7 separate regions of the Homo sapiens genome follow, and all the other regions are linked to region 7. A link is a contact called in ENCODE Hi-C or POLR2A ChIA-PET data. All regions are on one chromosome and are shown on one strand. Each heading gives the region's core, a stretch centred on a gene start or an enhancer-like site at or near the end of the contact. The rest is flanking DNA. Distances are from core to core; before and after follow the strand shown. Region 1 overlaps FARS2 (phenylalanyl-tRNA synthetase 2, mitochondrial). Region 2 overlaps FARS2 (phenylalanyl-tRNA synthetase 2, mitochondrial). Region 3 has its middle 34 kb from the start of RREB1. Region 4 overlaps FARS2 (phenylalanyl-tRNA synthetase 2, mitochondrial). Region 5 overlaps FARS2 (phenylalanyl-tRNA synthetase 2, mitochondrial). Region 6 overlaps RREB1 (ras responsive element binding protein 1). Region 7 overlaps LOC124901253 (a long non-coding RNA gene).

Evidence for each region. Hi-C counts contacts between places; a loop is a spot of excess contacts on that map. ChIA-PET counts read pairs that join two places held with the same protein, here RNA polymerase II (POLR2A). Pooled maps may share reads with other maps.
Region 1: a map with no recorded cell type shows a loop between it and region 7 (10-fold over the local background). The contact joins two enhancer-like sites. A Hi-C loop is called at or near these places in 2 of 37 single-sample maps with no recorded cell type and 4 of 50 pooled maps.
Region 2: a pooled map shows a loop between it and region 7 (7-fold over the local background). The contact joins two enhancer-like sites. A Hi-C loop is called at or near these places in 1 of 37 single-sample maps with no recorded cell type and 3 of 50 pooled maps. POLR2A ChIA-PET finds 5 or more read pairs at or near these places in 1 of 52 experiments (activated CD4-positive, alpha-beta T cell).
Region 3: a pooled map shows a loop between it and region 7 (9-fold over the local background). The contact joins two enhancer-like sites. A Hi-C loop is called at or near these places in 4 of 37 single-sample maps with no recorded cell type and 4 of 50 pooled maps.
Region 4: a loop to region 7 is called in a pooled map, with 5 times the contacts of the local background. The contact joins two enhancer-like sites. A Hi-C loop is called at or near these places in 2 of 50 pooled maps.
Region 5: a map with no recorded cell type shows a loop between it and region 7 (8-fold over the local background). The contact joins two enhancer-like sites. A Hi-C loop is called at or near these places in 7 of 37 single-sample maps with no recorded cell type and 5 of 50 pooled maps.
Region 6: a loop to region 7 is called in a map with no recorded cell type, with 12 times the contacts of the local background. The contact joins two enhancer-like sites. A Hi-C loop is called at or near these places in 5 of 37 single-sample maps with no recorded cell type and 5 of 50 pooled maps.

Annotation. Positions count from the first base shown.
Region 1 is chr6:5,722,558-5,725,481 of GRCh38, reverse strand. All of the region lies in intron 6 of FARS2 (phenylalanyl-tRNA synthetase 2, mitochondrial), which reads right to left. Among named protein-coding and RNA genes, the nearest start is that of FARS2-AS1, 270 kb to the right of the region's middle. RefSeq lists an enhancer at 1,176-1,495. Within about 2 kb of position 1,406, at least 13 of the 41 ENCODE cell types and tissues checked have a DNase peak (open chromatin) inside an H3K27ac peak, as active enhancers do.
Region 2 is chr6:5,563,203-5,566,282 of GRCh38, reverse strand. All of the region lies in intron 5 of FARS2 (phenylalanyl-tRNA synthetase 2, mitochondrial), which reads right to left. Among named protein-coding and RNA genes, the nearest start is that of FARS2-AS1, 110 kb to the right of the region's middle. Within about 2 kb of position 1,327, at least 2 of the 41 ENCODE cell types and tissues checked have a DNase peak (open chromatin) inside an H3K27ac peak, as active enhancers do.
Region 3 is chr6:7,072,432-7,075,318 of GRCh38, reverse strand. No RefSeq gene overlaps it. Among named protein-coding and RNA genes, the nearest start is that of RREB1, 34 kb to the left of the region's middle. RefSeq lists an enhancer at 1,420-1,659. Within about 2 kb of position 1,383, at least 5 of the 41 ENCODE cell types and tissues checked have a DNase peak (open chromatin) inside an H3K27ac peak, as active enhancers do.
Region 4 is chr6:5,625,522-5,628,663 of GRCh38, reverse strand. All of the region lies in intron 6 of FARS2 (phenylalanyl-tRNA synthetase 2, mitochondrial), which reads right to left. Among named protein-coding and RNA genes, the nearest start is that of FARS2-AS1, 170 kb to the right of the region's middle. RefSeq lists an enhancer at 1,245-1,514. Within about 2 kb of position 1,508, at least 3 of the 41 ENCODE cell types and tissues checked have a DNase peak (open chromatin) inside an H3K27ac peak, as active enhancers do.
Region 5 is chr6:5,505,754-5,508,663 of GRCh38, reverse strand. All of the region lies in intron 4 of FARS2 (phenylalanyl-tRNA synthetase 2, mitochondrial), which reads right to left. Among named protein-coding and RNA genes, the nearest start is that of FARS2-AS1, 49 kb to the right of the region's middle. RefSeq lists an enhancer at 1,168-1,297. Within about 2 kb of position 1,488, at least 4 of the 41 ENCODE cell types and tissues checked have a DNase peak (open chromatin) inside an H3K27ac peak, as active enhancers do.
Region 6 is chr6:7,135,501-7,138,295 of GRCh38, reverse strand. The region is part of intron 1 of RREB1 (ras responsive element binding protein 1); the gene reads right to left. Among named protein-coding and RNA genes, the nearest start is that of RREB1, 29 kb to the right of the region's middle. RefSeq lists an enhancer at 1,215-1,284. Within about 2 kb of position 1,260, at least 32 of the 41 ENCODE cell types and tissues checked have a DNase peak (open chromatin) inside an H3K27ac peak, as active enhancers do.
Region 7 is chr6:6,330,051-6,332,848 of GRCh38, reverse strand. It overlaps LOC124901253 (a long non-coding RNA gene), which reads right to left. Exons shown (of 2, transcript XR_007059428.1): 2 at 2,682-2,798. Among named protein-coding and RNA genes, the nearest start is that of F13A1, 11 kb to the right of the region's middle. RefSeq lists an enhancer at 988-1,037. Within about 2 kb of position 1,353, at least 3 of the 41 ENCODE cell types and tissues checked have a DNase peak (open chromatin) inside an H3K27ac peak, as active enhancers do.

The sequences.
Region 1 (2,924 bases), core at 157-2,656, 610 kb after region 7:
TGGAGCCCGGGCAGCCAGGCTGCAGAGGCCATGCTTGGAACCATTTTAAAATAACTGCCTCAAAACTCAGACCTAACTTCCCTCCCTGCTCAAAGGTCTTCTCACCTGATGATCATCAAACGCAGTTCCAACTTCTTACTCTGGCACTTAATGCCTTGCCCAACCTGCCTCCAAAGCTCCTTTCCAATTTTCTCCCCACGGACACCTTTCACCTTCCTCCATACACCCCAGCGCCCATGTTCAAAGTCATCACGCCATCCCCAAAACAGGCTACGAATTTGGCCATCACTAACCCTCTCTTTCAACTAAAGAAAGCTGCTCAGCACTGGGGTGTCTGCTCCGCATCATCCAGAGATTTCATGGAAATCCCACGGCTTTTAAGTCAGGCCATTGCAAAATACCTTCCCTTAGACAGAAGACATAGCTGACTGTTTTCCACGTGTGGTAACACGGTAATAGCGAGAAACTTCATTTCATCTTTAGAATTTTGTGTGATTATTTGTTTAATGGCATCTGCCCCACTACGTTTTAGTCTCCTGGAAGGAAAGGTCTATGTCTGTGTCTTGTCTGCTGCCTGGCATGGTGCAGGACACAGAGTAGACCTAACATATATTCCAAAAAGGGGCAGATGTATTTCATGTTACTGTGGAGACCTGAATTAGGATTCATCTGTGGAAATTATGGGGCAGATTATGGCTCAATGTAAAGAAGAATTCCCTGATTACAAAGAGTGGTCCTGAAGTACGGTGGGCTGCTATGCACAGAGGCTGAGGGGAGGTGAGTGCAGCCAGTGTCGGGGAGGACACAGAAGCCTCAAGATCCTTCCGTGAGGGACAGTCTTAGCCTCGGCTGGCCCCCGTAGAGCACCAGGCTCAGGCTGCAGGATGCGCTGTCTCCTGCCAGGCACAGTCATGAGAGGAGTTCTCCTCCTCCCTTCTCAACTAGTGGTGGTTTCTTTTTGCGTCCTGGGGGCTCTGTTCCTTGGCTGTGGGCCACCCTGGGGACTCAGAGCTGGCTCTGGCCACCTCATGGGCACAGGCAATCCTGAGACTCAGGCCACAGTGGCACTACTATGGTCATGGATATTTCGTGATGACCACAAAGGGAAGGGATGGCTCCAGCAACGGAGTCCCCTGTCATTTCCTGTGTGCAAACATTCTGCTTACTCCTTGTCCCTGCTAGCTCCTCTTCATCCTGGAACCCAGAATCACCCAGCTCCTCTTGAATCCAGCAGGGAGGGCACCGGTGGTTGCCCTCTCAGGTCTCTGATGGCTGACAGCCCTGTGCCAACCCTTCCTTAGGAAAGGCGTCTAAGCTGTGGAAGCTGCCTAATGGCGCAGATTCTAAGCCCCATCAGAGAAGTGAAACCATGCAGTGTGGGGAAAAGGGAACTGAAATTGAAAACCCTTGCCTGGAGCGGCCTCCCGTGTAACCCACTGGGGCGGCCCTTCCTTTCCCGCCGAGCCCACTCTTTCTCTGACAGCCCCTGTGCGGTGGACAGCCCAGCGTGGCCACCGCTCTGCAGGGTGTTTCCTCTGTCTTGGGGGAGTGTGCCTGTTACTAGCTGGGCCCCTCACAACAGAGACCGCCTGCTGTGGCCGCTTCTAAAATTCATTTCAAGGCACAGTTTGGCCCAAAGCCCTGAAGCCTCTTTTCAGGAAGAAAGCAAGGAGCCTCCCAATTTCATTTTGTTTTCTTACTGCTTGTTCAAAGAACAATCATATAAGATAAAAATACCATCCCCAGGCAAAGAGAATTTAATTCAAACATTCTTGAGAACAGATTCAACAACCTTTTCCTCACACGCAAAACAAAAACAAACCTGCTTCATTCTTGGTTTTTCCCAGTTACATAAAGAAAGGAAAAATGGATCGAGAGAGGCAGTGTATACAGGAGAGAGAATCTCCACCTGTGCAGTAAACGTGACTGAGAGGCTTGTGACAGCGGTTCACAGGCATTGTCCTGTTCGATGTTCTCAACAAGCCTATGAGCGGATCCTGCAATTATTCCACATCATAGATGAAGAAGATGAAGACACTGAGGCCTGGAAGGGTCTGCAGCGTGTCCAAGGGTGCACACAAAGCCGAGTTTTGAATCCAGCAGCCTTTTCCCATGACCCATGATACTACACTTGATATTTGCAATAACTAGGGTTGAACAAGCTAGAAATCAAACGGCATGTAAATAAATGAAATATATAGATATGAGCTTTGTTTCTTTTCTACCCTTATTCTCTTTTTATATCAAACCCAGGGGCACGTACTTGGGTCTGTCATGACCCACGGCTCCCGACACACTCGCGAGTGGCCCATTCGTGGCCTGTCACCTTCACTCACTCACCCTTACTTAATAAGATCACAAACACCCACAAAACCCCACTCACCCCCAGAACCGGAACTCGGATGAGGACTTTTGTCCATCTGTGGAGTCTTCCCCAACTCATCCTCCTGCCTGCCCTCTCTCAGGGAATCACTGTTCTGAATCCTTGTTTATTGCTCCCTTGACTTCCTTTGTAGATAGCTCTGAGGTTTTAGTAAGTTGTTTATTTTATAAAATGAATACCATGCTGTATGTAATCTTTTGGGATTTTCTTTTTTACTTATATTTACAACTTCATAACTAGGGTTTAGAGTTTCAAACCCAGTCGTGGCCCCCTAGAGAAGAATGGAGGTGGAAGTGGGGTGAGGGGAGACTTCCTGAGGCTACAAGGTGGACATGACCTTTCACCTTGCTTCACACCCCTCCAAGGACATCCTCGTTGCACTCAGAATAAAATCCAGCTCTCACCTTGGTTCCTCAGGCCCGATCAGTGTAGCCCTTGACAGCCTCACTGACCTTTTCTCTCCCTGCGCTTCCCCCTCCTCACCATGCTCAGCACAGGGGTTCTTCTGCTGCCCCTGGAACATTCCCTGTGAGCTCTTGCC
Region 2 (3,080 bases), core at 78-2,577, 770 kb after region 7:
GAGAAGCATGCTCTTGACCACCTGGAAGATAAGGAAACATCCCCACTCCCGACTGAGAGATGAGACTCCCATCAGGCATGAGCTGATTACAAAATAAGCCAATTGGCTTTGGGCTGCCTTGTAATGACATGCATGGTACAAGCACTACGCTGTCTTCTCCCATAGCATCCAGATGGTCTTCTCATAAATTAAGCATTAAAATAAAAGCATAGCAAGGAGCTCTTAAGACACTAATCTGCCCTTTAGTAAAAGGGTTATGAAAGGTTTGTAAAGATTTCACCTCATGGTCAAATTGGTTAGGATTAGATGGAATAATCCACACGGTTTCATGTAAACGAATTGGGGTTAACATTAATAAACTAATGCAAGGGTAAAATTTGGCTTTGCACAAAATTTTCATGTCACAGTAAAGGCTAATGAAAGGTTTTTTCCTTTTGAGTCATCATTTTGGCAAAATAATTTACGGCAATCTGGAAATTGTCCTTCATGATGCCTGGCTTTTTGGATAGTTCAGAAGGCCCCTGAAACATTCAGAAAAGAGGTAAACAGGATCATTTGAGATGTTTAGTCACATGAGATTGCCGAAATGATGTCCAATCTTCTTTAAGTTATATTTTGGTGAATAATACTAATATATGTTCCAAAATTGTATGGGATTTCTAAAATGCTAATGTCTAAGTATATGCTATCAATCATAATTAATGGTAAAGTTACTGTAAACCATGAAGATAAATAAACTTGTCAGTCATATTTTTAACTATAACTGTCCTGGAAATTTGTCATTCACAAACAATTGTTGTCTTGCTTTGTTCCTTCTCAAAAGACAGTTTATCATCAAGCTATATTAAGGACTTTAACAGGTGTTCTCAAATGCAGGTTTTTAATAGCTTTAAAGATTGTAATATTGAAATAAAGAAAGTACAGAGCTCATAAAAAACTGACATGTTGACAAATCTCAAGCAAAACAAAAGTTAACTAAATGGACTACACTCAGAAAGTGAAAGTAACCTTTTTAACTTTTGCTTGGAATACTGCTGATCCTTGTTTTGATTTTCAGCATCAAGGAAAGTTATTTTAAACTATTTATGGCCTTTAATAATTGAGTAAGGTATACTCCTGTAAACAAAATTTGGAGCATGTTTATTTTTCTCTGCCTGGTTCCTCTAGAATTTGGAAACTATCTGTGAGTACTCTTAACTTATGGCAATATAGTTGTTTGCATCAGTGCAGTAAGAATCCATTTTTCTTCATCAACAGGACACAACTGGAAAAACTGGTTATTTTACCAAGGCTTTGACTGAAAGTGTGTGTTTCCCTTTAAGGAATCAAGCGTGACAGGCAAAGCCAATTAAAAAAAGCCCCTTAGGAAGAACTGGCCTCATGCCTTGTCTGCACAGTCCCCGCACAGGATTCCTAACCTGTGGTCAGTAAAGAATGACACTTTCTAACAGGTCTGGAAGCTCCAAGTTTATCTTGGGACCTCGAGAGGATAGGCTCACCAAACACACAGGTATTAGAGGACACAAACCCATGGCTGGGCTTGGCTTTAGAAGTCTTATGTGAAATTCCTTGTGGAACAGTTTCATCAAAGTCAATCCAAAAGGTCTATGTAAAAATAACCATTCTTGCTGCACTTTATGCAAATAATCAGGTCAAGTTTAAGTCTAAAGTTTATTCATAACTAGTTTTTACCAAAAATGAGGACTGGAGAAAAAGATTTTGCTCCAAAGTTTATCTTACATTTGTCATTAAATCCTAGTCTCATTCATTGTTTTTAAGCTTTTTGCCTACATTTTAGACTAACTCTGCTTGATCCTGTGAATCAAGTGGTGATCTTCCGCAGCTTGGAAACAAACAAAAAAAAGGGATGGGTAACATAAAAATGTGAATCAATACGCTAGTTCTGGGCAATTATCTTGCAAATTCTGCCGGGTAATGAAAGTGAGTAAGGTGCCCATAACCCGGAGGTTTCTTTGTTTGGGAAAATAAAACCAAGGAACTTCATAGACCCCCAAAGGAGAATTCTATATCTTAGCAAGTAAAATTTTAGATGGAAATTACCTACCCACACCACACTTGTGGGAATTGCTGTCCTCACTCTACTATTTGCAACAGGGTTATACAGGGTAGCACCTTCTAACTGAAATATTGGACAGAGAGTTTCCATTGCTGTAGTATTTTGCTTAATTATTACCCTTACAGCAGGGATAATAGTTGACAAAAAGGAAGCATGAAAGTTTTACTATCACTGAGTCTGCTAGGACTTTTTATTGGGTTTAGTAATGCAGTTTTAAATGAAACATGCTGCTTTTGGATTAACACCTCTAGTAAAGTAGAAGAAAATCTACAGGTACTTAAAAATCAAGTCAAAATTGTTGACAGGCTCAGGGAAAATGCCGGCCTCAGCCCTGAGGGGCTACAATCTCTCTTTAATAAATTCCAGTCTTCTTTATGGAATTGGTTAACCCCTTTATTAAGCACTTTCTTGCTTATATATCTTGTATTGGTATTTGGACCCTGTATACTCCATACTATAACTCAAATTGTTTCTTCTCACCAAGAAGCAATCAAACTCCAAATGGTGCTGTAAGCTGAACCACACACACATGGACATGCCATTCTTCCAAGGATCCTTAGATCGACCCCAGGAGGAGCCCTAGCTACTGTTCCCCATTCGAAACCCCTTTTCAGCAGGAAGTAGCCAGAAGGAGTCATCCCCCAAAACCCCCTAACAGCAGTTAGTGTGGCATCTCCACAGGGGGAATGATGTAGGAAAAGGGGTCCTTGGGAAGTTTTCATTTTTTAAAGCATCTCTGGAAAAGTTTCTTGTAAAGCCCTGGCTCTTAGAGCCAGGCCAGTAACCTTTGATATGCAAATAACGTCCATTAGAAACTGTGTCTACCCAAACATGGAGATTCCCTCAGCCTTCTTGTCCTTTCCCCACATGTTCCTGGCAATGTGGCTGCCCCCACATATTCCCACGTGTATATAACATTATTGTGCCCTGCATTTGCATATTGAAAGTCTAGGGTGGGAGGGCCAGCATTTTCATGGGCTACGTGAATGACATGCCTAGTCAA
Region 3 (2,887 bases), core at 134-2,633, 740 kb before region 7:
AGCAGACTCTTTGGGCCCATTTGTGCCAGAGACTCCGTTATTTTGTAATTAACAAATATCGTGAATTTGCTTTGAAGATTGTCAAAGAACATGACAATTCTGCCTCAGGTGTTTGACTCAGGGCAAAGCATTTAAACTCTATGTGCCTCAGTTTCCTTTTCTATAAAGTGGGACTAACAATAGTAGCCTACACATAGGTTTAAATGTGAAGTGCCTGCCTGACACATGGCACTTAATAAGTGTTAGCTATCTTATTTCATTTATTTTATTTATTTATTTATTTATTTATTTATTTATTTTATTCATATAGACATGCGGTTTCACTATGTTGCCCAGGCAGGTCTCAAACTCCTGGGCTCAAGCAAACCTCCTGCCTCAGCCTCCCAAGCAGCTGGGACTAAAGGTGTGCGCCACAGCATCTGGCATTAGATATCTTATTTTAAACCTGGTAAAAAATGTTCCATTAGGCCAGGCGCAGTGGCTTATGCCTGTAATCCCAGCACTTTGGGAGGCTGAGGCAGGTGGATGACCTGAGGTCAGGAGTTCGAGGCCAGGCTGGCCAACATGGTGAAACCCTGTGTCCACTAAAAATATAAAAATTAAGCCTGGCACGGTGGCTCTCACCTGTAATCCTGGCACTTTGGAGGCTGAGGTGGGCAGATCACGAGGTCAAGAGATCGAGACCATCCTGGCCAACATGGTGAAACCTCGTCTCTACTAAAAATACAAATATTAGCTGGGCATGGTGGTGTGCGCCTGTAGTCCCAGCTACTCGGGAGGCTGAAGCAGGAGAATCGCTTGAGCCCAGGAGGCGGATGTTGCAGTGAGCCAAGATCACACCACTGCACTCCAGCCTGGGCAACAGAGTGAGACTTGGTCTCAAAAAAAAAAAAAAATTTAGTGATAATGTAGTGATGGATAAAAATCTGAGCCCATAATACCTTCATCATTGTTAGTAAGTCCTGTTTGACTGTCAGCACCACCAGGGAGTCAGGAGACTCAACTCTCTACCTCCTCCTCTTCCCACTGTCTTATTCCCTTAGTCTAGATCAGGCCCTGGAATCTGCATTTTAAATATCTTCCTTGAGTGAGTTGGACACAGGTCGTCACCAAACTGACACACATATGAACAAAAAAAAAAAAAAAAAAAGAAAAGAAAAGAAAAAATACAGACAAATATAGCCCTGGAACTTAATGAGGGAACTGGGCCAAATCTTGGGTGATTCCCCTCTCCCTCGAAGAGAGGGATTTATGGTTTAGGTAAAAACCATTAAGAACACATTGGTTTTTTTCATTGGTTTCACTTTGAGTTTCTGCCTCCTGCAACCCAAAACACAATCATACAGAGCTTCGCAGCGTGGGTCTGGGCCCTGCGTGAGCAGGGCCACGTGACCGAGACTGCCTGTGCTGAAGAGCTGAAAGCAGAGGAACACACAGGCAAGGGGAACCTACAGATATTTCCCCCTTTACTTTCTTTTCTTTTTTTAAAAAAACTATAATCCCATAGAGACATATGTGACAAGTCTGACAAATGGACAAAGGAATGACGCTTGTTCTCATTTAGAAAAAGCTTGCTGATGCTGGATGTGTGTCAATGCACAAAGCTGTGGCTCGAATAGCCAAGGACATAGCATGTTTTTTTGTTTTTGGTTTTTTTGTTGTTTTTTTAATAGATGAGAGCTTCCTATGTTGCTCAGTCTAGTCTCAAACACCTGACCTCGCCTTCTTATGTGCCAGGACAACAGGCCTGAGTCACCGTGCCTCCTGACATAGCATCTTTCGTACAGGATTTAGGGAAGCATGAGAGCACTGGAAATAAAACCTAAATGGTGGGTGAGCTATAGGTAAACACTGAAATATCATGATCTTATTAAAAAGAAAATAGTGAACCCAAAGAACCTGATATACAAGAGAAAATGAACCAGGCTGCCAAAATCCTCTGTTTCAACAACAGAAGTCAATGGGATACAGTGGTTTAAAATCATGTAAAGTGAGTAAAATGTTCAACCCTGTGAGAACAGAGCAGTAATCGTGATGGGCCATCAGCCAGATAAAAGTGTCCATATTTCTGGTCCCAGGCAGTATCTCTCTCTCTCTCTTTTTGTTTTGTTTTGTTTTGTTTTTTTTTGAGACGGAGTTTGGCTCTTGTCGCCCAGGCTGGATTGCAATGGCACAATCTCGGCTCACTTTAACCTCCACCTCCTGCCTTCAAGCAATTCTCGTGCCTCAGCCTCCTTAGTAGCTGGGATTACAGGTGTCCACCACCACGCCCGGCTCGTTTTTGTATTTTTAGTAGAGATGGGGGTTTCACCACATTGGCCAGGCTGGTCTCGAACTCCTGACCTCAAGTGTTCTGCCCACCTCGGCCTCCCAAAGTCCTGGGATTACAAGCATGAGCCACTGTGCCCAGCCTCCAAGCAGTACCTCATGCAACACAAGTATTTAAGTATTTATCAAAGATGGTCATAATCAGCTCTTAAAACATACTAACTAAACACAACACTGTACACAGAAACACTTAAAAATACCACTTATAAGAGCATCAAAAGTTTTAAGGTATTTTAATATATTTTAAAAGTTATATATATTCCTATATATTATATGATATGTAGGAATATTTACTATACACTAATACATATGTAATATAATATATTCTACGTATGTAGGGAGATGTAGGAATACACACAGTTGCAGCATTTCAGTCAACAATGGACTGCATATATGACAGGGGTCCCATGAGGGATAGTATATACACATTCCTTATAACACCATATTTTCACTGTACCTTTTCTATGTTTACATATGTTTAGAGACACAAATAATTTCTGTTGTGTTACAGTTGCCTACAGTATTCTGTACAATAACATGCTGTACAGGTTTGTAGCCT
Region 4 (3,142 bases), core at 259-2,758, 700 kb after region 7:
ACGTGGCCGGGGATGGTTCCTAGGTACTCACAGCTTCAGCCGCTGGAGGAGTAATCCAAGCGCCCTTTGGTTTTCTGTCCAAACATTACAGAGAAGAGGCCTCGCCTGCCCAGCTTTGCTGGGTGCCCATCTTCAGATCTGTCCACGGGGCCAAAGCGTGGAGTCCCACTCTGCCAACGTGGAGGCTCCCTTACTGACCATGCCTTTGCGGGAAGAAGCTGCTTCTAGAAAGGGGTTCTGACAGCCCGGGTCAGAGGTCCACTATTGCTGTCACTCCAAATAGGATGGTCTAGGGACAGAGTGGTTTGGAAATTACACCTTCAAGAGACCTGAAGTTTCTCTGCCTTCCCTGTACAGACAAGCTTTTTTCTTCCTTTCATGTTACCTTCCTTCAGAAATTTTCCCTGTTCCTCATCTGTGGCAAACAAACAAGCAAACTTACACACAAACACATTACAATTTGACTGCTTGAATTTCCATCCAACCCTGTGATCTCCCCCGTTCCTGTCAGAAAGGGTTTCCCAGGTAACCGTGAATAATTTACATACTTCCTACAGTTTTCTGCTCCTGGAAGCTAAAGAGTTTAAAACTGTATTTTGTATAGGATATGACCAACCTCGTTAAAATCCCTTCTCTTTTTGTTTCCTTTTTTCCTTTTCCCTATCTGAATATTTGGCCTGCACCAAATAATTTTTAAATCATCAATTTACTTAGGACCCAACTTCTGTTTCTAAGGAGTATTCTCCACCCTAGTCAGTTTCTCCCTTTCAAGAAATCATCATAATGGATAGTAAAGAGTTCTGGTCACCTAGCTGGAAAACACTGCCAACTGAGGTTAAGTTGTGGCCTATATATCAAGTTAGGTTAGTTACCTCTGGAGAAAAAACAATATAACATACGTTGTTGATGGAATTTCTTTCTCTTTATCATTAATTCATCAAAAATACGTATTGAGTACTTACTCTGTTCTATATCCCAAATATAGTAGAAAGCTAAAGACCCAGTAATTGATAGTAACTCAGTGCAGTGATGAAAAGACGTATAAACACCAGGCAATGTGGCAATTGCTATAACAGAGAAATGGGTTAGAAATGCTTATTCCATCATCACTGCAGAATTTCAAAAATTGTATGCCATGTGCATTGCCGGACAGGCAATCTGCTACGAGAAATTAGCATATTGAATGAATTCTGAGATAAGCAATTACTCTAGTAAAATTCTGTGTAAATGTCTAGACCACAGCTGTCCTGCCTTATATAAATATTTCACCTGCTTAATTTTCACTACTAGTTTCCTCTTTCTTCATCTTACTACTGTTATTTCCTTTAGGGGAAAGTGAAAGCAAAGAAAAGCAGCCACATCTGTCAAACACAGAATCCAAAACCTACTGCAGGGTATGCCTTCATTCCCGAGAAGTATAACACAAATTAGGCTCATCTTATAAAATACAGTCATGCACTGCACAACGGCATTTCAGTCAAAGAAAGACTGCATATGCAATGATGGTCCCATAAGATTATAGTGGAGCTGAAAGCTACCTATCACCCAGTGACATTATCATCAGTGTAAAGTCACAGAGCAACACATTACTCATGCATTTGTGGTGATGCGGTGTGAACAAACCTACTACGCTGCCACTTTTATGAAGTATGTTTAGATATGTTCAGATACTGTACTTAACATTGTGTTACAACTCCCTACAGTATTCAATACAGTAACATGCTGTGCAGGTTTGTGGCCTAGAAGCAATAGGCTACACTGTACCCCATACAGCCTATGTGTGCAGTAGGCTGCACCTTCTAGGTTTGTGTAAGTACACTCCATAATACTTACATAACAAAATCTAATGACGAATTTCTCAGAATGTATCCCCGTCGTTAAGTGATGCATGACTATAGTTATGTTCACAAAAGATTATTAGGTAACTGGAATTTTGTTGATTTTGTCCTCATCTCTGAACTGTGCTCCCATGGAAAAGAAATTAGTCAAAACTGAGATCTAACCAGGTCTGAGGTGAAATATCCAAACCTTTATTTGCATGGGTTTACCTGGAGGGAAAGCCTAAGGAGGATGTGGGAGAGGGGCTTTGCAAGGCTGGTAGAAAGGCGGGGCTCAAAGCTGAGTTGCTTAAGTCCCAGGTGACAAGTTGACAGTGGGGAAACGTACAGCTCTGAAATACCACTGGACACCATGATGGCCCCAAAGCCTCAACGGTGGTGTCCCCTGGGGGCCCAATGGGAGTCACTGTCATGTCCAGTGGAAGTTAGCTTGCTGTGGACACCCCCTGGGACCTACAGAAATACTTCTGGGGGGCTCTGCGGGATACTGGGATCCATGACAGCAGGTAGGTGGCGATGCACTTGGGATATCTGAGTATGAACATTATTACGTACCCTCATCTGGACCTGCAGGCTGGGGATGTCTGAGTCTGAGAACTCATTTCCTACGTGTCTGATGAGTGCCTTTTCCTTGAGGTAGTTCCCACTAGAAAACAGGGATTCCCTCATTCGTACCAGGCCTCCTTCAGGCATTATCTTCTTCCTGTAAATGTCATGGAACATTCTACCTTGCTTTTTCCTTACTAGACACCCAATTAAATTCCAATCATGATAACACCTTCCCTGGCTCTAAACCATACATGAATATGTAGATCACTATGAAGCTGTACACTATTAAACAAAACAGAAACAAAGCAAAAAACCAGCTGAAGCCTCTGTAAAGACCTGCTGGATGCCTGGATGTTCTAACTTAACCATCCCCACCACCTGCGCATCTGAGATTCAGCCTTGTGATTCCAAGCCCAGTCCCACCTCTCCGGAGAGACCATCTGGAGCCTGGCCAGCGGCTCACCATCAGGGCAGGCGGGCAGCCTTGCTGATGATTCTGCTGTAACAGCAGAGTCCCGCATCCCAGGCTGTGGCCTCCACATTCCTCTGTAACTGGGCCTTACCTAGGACTCCACTCTGCCAATGACTGGATCGCTGTCCCCCTAAGCCTTATTTCTCTGTGACCACTCATCTGCCCCACCACACATATCCACAGTGTCCACTGGCCACTTGTCTCTCTACCAAACATCCCTCCTAAGACAGACACCCAGGATCTTGGGTGCCATTAGGACCCCTGGCAGACATCTGTGCACATC
Region 5 (2,910 bases), core at 239-2,738, 820 kb after region 7:
AGGGCCTTCAATTCAGACTTCGGTCTCACTTCTGTCCTGTACCCTTTGGGCCTGTGCCCTCCCTGTGGGTACACCCATGCTTTCCTCCACTGCTGGGAGGGCTTCAGCCCCTCCCCCGCCCCACCTGCCAGCACTCTGCTCCCCTTTCCCCAAGAAGATCTCCTGCTAATTCACAGATTCCCTCCTGGCCTCTCTGCATTCTGCCCTCTGGTTCAGTCCCTGCTGTCATGTGTTCACTCACTTGAGCTTGTTTCTTGCTGAATTATCTGCTCATCTTATAGATTCCAATGGTAACAAAAAATAAATTAGGACAAAGACTACAAGAAAGATTCTGATGAGAGGAATCCACGTGGGGGATGATCCCCTCGGAGATGTGGCATCCAAAACTATACTAGGTCTCAACATGGGGATCACCTACATTCCTGGTGAAAATTCCTCTCTTGGTGCACACTGCACTTAATGGTTTATATCACTGACTTGATTGTTTTCCCAGACATTTCACATCTTTGCCTTTCATCTCTTCAAAGAGTTAATAACTCCCCATTAGAATATGCATATATATTGCAGTGCTAGAAAATAAGTAGAGGAACTTAATAACTTATTGTGAAACATAGAAGCATACCTTGCTTTAATAAAACTTCATGCCTTGTTCCCTTTCTCTATTTGCCTATAAAAACCCAGAACTCTCAATCACTTGCTTACCAGACATTCTGAAATTGAGAAGCAAAAGAAACCTTCTCCTACCTCGGGGCATAAGCTCTGGCCACCCATCCCATTTGGATCGTCAGGTTTTAACAGGCTACACACTTATAAACAAATTCTTATACACCTCTAAGTTCTTCTCCCCTGCTCTCTGCTTCTCCCTTGTCCCTCTGCTCCCTCCGGTCTTCTCTCTGTGTGCCATCATGGCGTGTCCGCAGTCTGACCCACTAGCCGGGAGGCCACTGAGAGGTGGGCTGGGACACTGGAAAATGAGCTTCATTTAGAAATTAAGCTCAAATCATAAGTTCTGCCTCTCTTAAAAGCTATTACCATTGACAATGAACAGCTCTGCTTCCTCTTCACGTTCTCTTAAAGCCATCATGAGCCCCTGCCTTCCACCCCAGCCTGCCAATTACACACTCCTGTCAGGGGACTTTCACTTTTAACTGCTTTTTACAGACATAAGTGAAAGTACTAAAAATTAAAAGCTGAAAGGAGATGAAAAGAAACATGCTTCAAACTCCTTCTCAGCCATTACGAATCAACAGGAGCTAAACATCAGATTTTTTTTTTTTAAAGAGCTTCCTTTTTATGAACAAGTAAAACGTATGTAGAAGAGAATACCTCAAACCCCAAATGGGTTGTGCATGTAACATTTTAACTCGTGTGCCCAGTTCCTAAGTAAATGTTACCAGTGTGACCACACTTAACAGTGGAAAGCTAGTCAGCCATGGCAGAGTTCAGCAACTGCTATTGTTAACCACACTGTAAATGTGTTAGAAGCCATCACTTTTTTTGCTGCCAAATTCTGAAACCTCTGTCTCTGAAAGGCTGCAAGCACTGTATTCACAGAGAAGGTAGGTGGCAGAAAGGGGTTAAAGAGGTTAGGTGTCTGTGTGAATCGGATTTTAGAAAGATCTAAAACTCCAAACAGCAGTGTGCATGCACTCAAATGTGCAAAACTGGAAAAAGTCATCCTATGTTGAAAAATCAAAGCCATTTACAGTAGACATGTATCCAGGAAAGGGGGCAGTCTTTAAATATATGGTTAGCCTCTTAGCCTCTCTCTGTGAAAAACTCTGGATTGCCAAGAGCAACACTGAAGATTTACTGTTATAGTCAGATTTCCCCTGCTATCTTATTGTTCACGAACTTTCAGAGCGATTCTCCATCTAGCTGTTTTCATGAATGCCTCAGTGATCAACCACTGAAGCAGATGACCTTTCTCACCAGTTGCCATGTCTATTAGCTAAATCTGCTCTTTCCCCTCAAAGCAGATCCTTCCCAGGCTCCAAGCATCTTCGTGTAATGTTATGAAGGTTTGTATATGCTGGGTGTCCACAGAGTGATACCCGTCTGGAATCTTAGGCAGTGGTGGGAGGTGCTAGAGACAAACCAGGGAAGCTTCTGCACTGATCCCAACCAAAACATGGGGAAGGAGCCTGCAGAATTGTAAACAGAAGACAATTCGGTGGTTAAGAGGCTGTGCCCAGCCCCACTCTCTCTAGCTGCCCATTTGAATGTTGGACCAACAGTGGGGCATTCACAAATCTTGAGAGTCAAGGTTCAGGTTTTAGTTTCAACTCACAGTGGGGTTCCTCTATTCTGCTGGCCTTGTTTTCTCTCTGCTAAAAAACTTCCGTTAGAGTGACTCTCCTGACCCCACACCCTGCCCTTTACTGAGTCCCGCTAGGAGCTCAGTACTCCCTAGGAGGAGCAAGTTACTTGCTGGTCCATATTTCTGGATGAGGCGGAGCTGATCTACTAAAAGACCTTGAAGTTGGGAATAGGCTTTCTTGCCCTGCTCTCCACTGGGACAGCTGAGAGACTATGCTTGTTATGCAGACCCCACCATTCTCCAGGTTGGGCTGGAGGGGAGGGAGGGAGAGCAGGTCCTCTTGATGCAGATGCAAAGCCATGTGATTCCATCAGCTGAGGAGAAATAAAGCTGACATTCTCTTTCCTTCACCTGTTTCAATGTCTTAATTTGCTTAAAACTCAGGTGGAAAAGAAAAGACTCTTCTGGCTGCCAACAGCAAGTAAACTTAAATTTACAATAGCAAAAGGTTAATTTATTATAAAAATGTTTGTAATATTATAATAGCTGGTGGAACTGAAGGGGAGTCTCAGGAAAAACCACACCCTGGATATCAAACATACTGTTTTCATTCTGCATCTGCTGTCTTCCTTTTCTGTTTGCAGACTGGC
Region 6 (2,795 bases), core at 11-2,510, 810 kb before region 7:
GGCCCAACTGAATTATTTGGACAGGAGTTTGATGTCAGTTAAATACCACAGTAACTGGCATTTTCTATCACCTCCAGACTAAAGGACAAATGCCTAATTAACATGGACCAACATGCAGCTTAAACTGGAAAAGTGCCTGTCCTTTTTCTTTCTTTTCTTTTTTTCTGAAAGATTTAGGTCTTTAACATCCTTGAGTTAAAGTGCACAAAGGGTGTCTAATGCCATCTGACTGAGGTGTAAAAGTCTAATTAACTAATGCTTTTTGCAGTGATAGTAAATCAGTTAACATTATTAATCTTCCTGACTAGGCGTAAGTGAGTGAGGAGGGCTATTGAAAAGGAGCTAAACAGTTAGACTGGGTACCCTTGAAAAAGAAAAGGAACTCTGAAAGTGATGACTGATGATACTGAAAATAACTGAGATACTTAAAATCCAACCGCTCGCCGGGCCTACCACCAGGCAAGAGACTCTGAAAGCTGAGGCTGCAGCTCCAGGGCAGGGAGAGGAAGAGGAGGAGCTAGGCGGCCGTGAAATGACTCTCATCTCCCATCCTTCCCTCCCAGCATCACCGAGAGAGACACGACTCTCACGTGCTGGAGGCTTCCCTGCCTTAAATTAACGCTGTACCTTTCCAACTAATGTTTTCAGTAGACCAAACAAAAGTTTGGAGTAGTTTGAGCAAATGACTCCAACAGTGGAGCCAGTTAGGCTAGTTTCAATTCATCAACAACTATCTTAGCATCTGGCTTCTTAGTTTCATCTGCCTATGTGTTTGGCATCCAAAAATGCGCATGCATATCATACTCATGTTAGCAAACCATACTTTATCAAAGGCACTTCCTGCATGTAAACATCTGAAGAGAAAAGGCCAACAGCCAAACAATTTCTGTACCAGGGCTTGGTCTGTCTGTCCTGAGACAATGGCAGTAACTGCAGTCATGCCCTCCACCCTCTTTTCTGGATTCCAACCCTCTATTCCCTGCCTCCCTGTACCCGAGTCTATAAGGCAGCTCCTTCCCTGGGGGCTCAGGGGGGAAGGGAGAGGCATCAGGTCTAGCAGGCACTCTCTTGGTCCCTTGCCTGCTCCTGCCGCCTCCACCCAGGCCTTCCCAGGAAAGCCAGGGGACAGGACTGCTCAACTCCTGACAGCAGCTGGATGTGACGAATTAGCTCTGGGCTTTGGGGAGGGAACTCCCCATGTTGAGGCACTCCCGTCGCCAGATCCTGGGTGATGACCCTAAACCCAGCAAGCTTCCTCCATCTTCTCGAAGAACATCTCAAAGGAGCAGAGTTGGAAAGGGAAGTGAAAGAGGGAGGCCAGGTGCCGCGGTGGCTTCATCTTTTCCCCTCCTCAATATTTCTATCAAGTTTCTGTTTCACTGCCACCTCACATAAGGGGGATATGAACCTATGCATACCTTTTTAATAAAATTCTGAGGCAAACACAACACGTTTGGTTAACGACGGGCTTTCACAAGCCACCTGATAATAAAGAACTCTTGAAAACATCAGGCTTCAGAACTCAGTTCATCCTGAATAAAGATATTTATGCTTTATTTATTGTTTTAAATGTCTTTAGAGGCTGTTATTTGTTACTTTGCACACCATTATACCTAAAAATCACCTCTTCTGTTCAAAAAGGTAGGTTCAAGAGAAAACTTTTCATTTGTACTCCTAAGTTAATTATATATTCATGACCTCCTCCTCAAATAATGTCTCAGGCTGAGGGTAGTGGCTCATGCCTGTAATCCCAACATTTTGGGAAGCTGAGGATAGCGGGTTGCTGGAGCCCAGGAGTTCGAGACCGGCCTGGGCAACATAGCAAGACCTTATCTCTATTTAAAAATAAATAAATAAATAACATCTCTTACAAAATCCTGTTTACTATTATCTCCATATTGCCTAGCCATTGGGATCTGAAGCTACTGAAGGGGGGAGAAATCCTAGCCAATTAAACAATTCTTCAAAACAAACTAAAATCCTTAAGATATAATTTATAACTCATTTCAACTTTTTAAAATACGGGCATTACTGACATCTATAAACAAAGGCAAGAGAGAAGGTGCAGATGAAGTCCCTTTTCAAATCAAACTTCTACTCAAATCAGAATTGTAAAATTGTTTTAGAATTCTTAAAATAAAGTTTGGTGGGTTTTTTCCCCCAGAAACCTGTGTGAGGTCAGTTCCATCAAAAGTCATCATCACCCCTGATCACCTCCTCAGACATGGGAATCTCACTCAGCTGAGACCAACAGTTGGAGGAGGTACTGGTCCCATTGTACAGATGGTCACAGCCCTTTAATTGAGGTCAGCTGACTTGCTTAGTCATATGCCACCTCTCTCACCAGGTCCACCACAGGACAGTAATTTCTCCCTGCCTGTGTAGTAAAAATCCAGCTTTAGTATCAGCAGAAAATCCAAACAATGTGATCTTCCCAAATCCCATTCTTTCCTGTGCTCAGTTGATCCATACTTACTGTCTACCTGTTTTGCTAAGTCCCCTAGAGCAACTTGAAAGGGCTATAAAAGCTTGAAATAAAGATCATGTTAAATGTTTTTGAAAATATACAGATGGCACATAAAACTTAAACGGAATACCTGCTCCCAGTCCCAAGTCCTAGACAAAGGTAGAATACTAAGATGCTTTTCCTGTAGCTAACAAGCACATCAGAAATGAGGCAGTCACCTCCCCTGCCTGCATCTTGGAGAGTTAAGTGGTGCAAGAATGCTGTTGTTGTCAGAACCAGAAGAACAGCAATGAAAGAGGCATCAGCTGTGGAATAACCACAGCTAAGC
Region 7 (2,798 bases), core at 104-2,603:
GCGTGTGAAGAGTGAGTTAAGTACTAGCAAATTCTCAGATTAACAATAGTGCCGAAGAAGCTGCCTACTAGATGGTAGTTTTTTTTTTTTTTTTTTAAAAAAAAAAGGAAGCTAATGACCATGGAGAGGGCTGGTTCCTAACCAGGAGCTGCATCAAAAGCCAGACACTCAGATGCATGAAGAAGTCTCAGGTACCTGGGAGGGAAGGGAGTGTAACGCAGTCAGGAAATGGAGTAGTGCCAAGTATCAAGGCAAAACTGCCTGCAACAAAGTATTTTTCTTTCTCCCCAAGTGTGGCTGTGTATGCAAAACCTGGGCTCTGTTAACAGTTGGAGCCAATTGGAGAAGTGAAGCATGTAAAATTATGTTGAGGGGGAGTCTTGCATGCGGTTTGTGCAGGGTGTGCAGCTATAATCACTACTGAAAGAAAATTAGCTGCCCTAGTCAGATCCTGGATACCTCTAATAGCTTCGGTTTAAGGAAGTAAGGCCAGATGACTGGGTTTTTTTTTTTTTCTTATTATTTTTCAGAAAACACACGAAGTTGGCAAGAGAAAGGACATCTGAAATTCATGAAAATGATCGCGGCACTGGCCTTGCATGTAGACCCCTGGCAACCAGCAACTCTGCAAACACTGTCACTTTCCCATCACTGTGTTTTCTAAGTTGTCTGTGGGGCTCTTCAGTAATGGGGGCTGCAAAGAGTTTGAGGACAGACAGTGAGTCACTTGCTGGCTTTGCTACAGCATCCAGAGACGATCTGAAACAAAGTCCAGGCTGCTGCTGCTAAGTGAGAAGAAAGATAGCCTTTGGGGTCAGCAGGCCCCTTATCATAAACTACTAAATAAGCATGTTTCATACAAACAACAGCCTTCATTTTAAACAGGCCTTACCTCCACTGCACAGACTCCATATGCTTCTTAAGAATCAAACTTAAACTGGAAGATAAAGTCTGAGGTTTGGGATTGGCAGTGTTGTGTATGCTGTCTCGCTGATGTGAAATACTGATAATAAATCCAAAGAAAAGCAAGTATATTTAGTCCAAGAATACCTTCATTTCCTTTCTAAAAACAAAACATGATTAAAATCCCACACAAAGAGGTGAGCCTGCCTGTAGACCGGAAGGCTGGTAAATACATTAACGACACCTTAAAATCTGAGTCTTACCATGCCTTGGCAATTAGACCAGACAGTATAGAATGAAGAACTAAAAGCCGCTTATGGGCCCCTGGGCCACAGATTTCATAAAAAATTAATGCTGAGTGAAATAGAAACCATCTGAACTACAGCTGGCAAACATGTGCAGGGCTTTGATCGCCAAGGCCCAGCAACAAAGAGCATTTTCGGTTATTGTTTGTTCGACTGGGACTTTCTTCTGTCATATTTCCTGCCTATGCTGAAAGGCATTTTGAGACTAGAGAAGAAGTGGTGGGAAGTGAGGGTTGAAATAAAGATGGTAGTTGGCTGTTGTATTTAGAATAAATGGGCAGTTCTAACCTGCTATGGTTAACAACCCTGGTCCAGAGAACATGAGTAAGGGTCCACAGGCAGAGCCACTGCGAGGCACTCGTGAGATAGAAGAACCAAGGGGCAAGGTGTCCAAGACGGATGTTCAATGTTGCTCTTCCCTTCACCGAGAAGCTTAGGGGCTGACCGTAAGTCTTTTGCGGGAAAGGACCTCTCTCTTGCTCCCTGCAAATCCCTTGCAGCACATAACAGAGTCCCTGACCCGTATGAGGGTCCCATAAAAACTATTCTGTTGACAGACCAGAGTGGTAGAGTCACCCCACCTACAGGGGTGGTCTCCAATAGGTACCAGCTAGCTGCCACATTCTAATGTCCCCATCCCCTGCACCAGAAGACCTGTGCCTACACTGCTCAGAGGGTGAGGAGAAATCCAATCATATCTTCCAGGAGCACCATGGGCCCAGCTCTAAGAGAGATCTTGGAATGTGTAGATTTGAAGGGAAATTTTGAGTAAGAGAAAGATAGGAGTTTGGAGAAGGTGTACTTTAGCCAAGACAATGGACTTGGTTTTAAAAATGTCTGTTTGAGTCTGAAATCCGTAATGTGCCAGGTGTGTGATTATGAGCAAGCCCCTTTGCCTCTCCAAGCCTCAGTTCCCTTGTATGAATAAAGCATTTTAGGGAGCACAAATCATTCTTTACACTTGCAGTTATTTAGTGCTCCCTTTTATGTGGCTCTCAGCCTCAGAAGCCAAAGTTTAAGTGAGTGGCTGACTGTTTAAGATAAAGGTGAAATAAAAACCAGTGGTGCATATACAATTCACTAAAAACTTTTACTTTCTTTTTTTGTCAGCAACCCTATTGCTTTCACTGACATAAGAGATTCCACTGACTTTAATTCATTAATTAACTTGTATTTTTGTACATATATTATATGCCAGATTAGGTCCACAAGGAACATATTTGTTATAGGAGGAAAACACAGAATATTTTGAAGTCTATTAAATCGTGGAAACAGACTTGTTGACGAAATTCCAAAACACTAGCTTTTAATATAGTTTCCCCTTCTTGACTGCAGGCCTTAAAGATAGATACAATTTCCTACTCATCACAAAGTCTGTCAATAATAGATAGATAAATATTACCATATTAATTATATTGCTATATATTACAGCATACTCAATATTAGTGTTGTATTATTATTATAAACAGCAGGTTAGATAAATATTTATTTGATGAATGTGTCTCAGTTATCTATTGCGATGTAACACACTATCCCAAATATTAGTGGATTAAAATAACAGCCACTTTGTTTCATTGCTCACAATTTTAT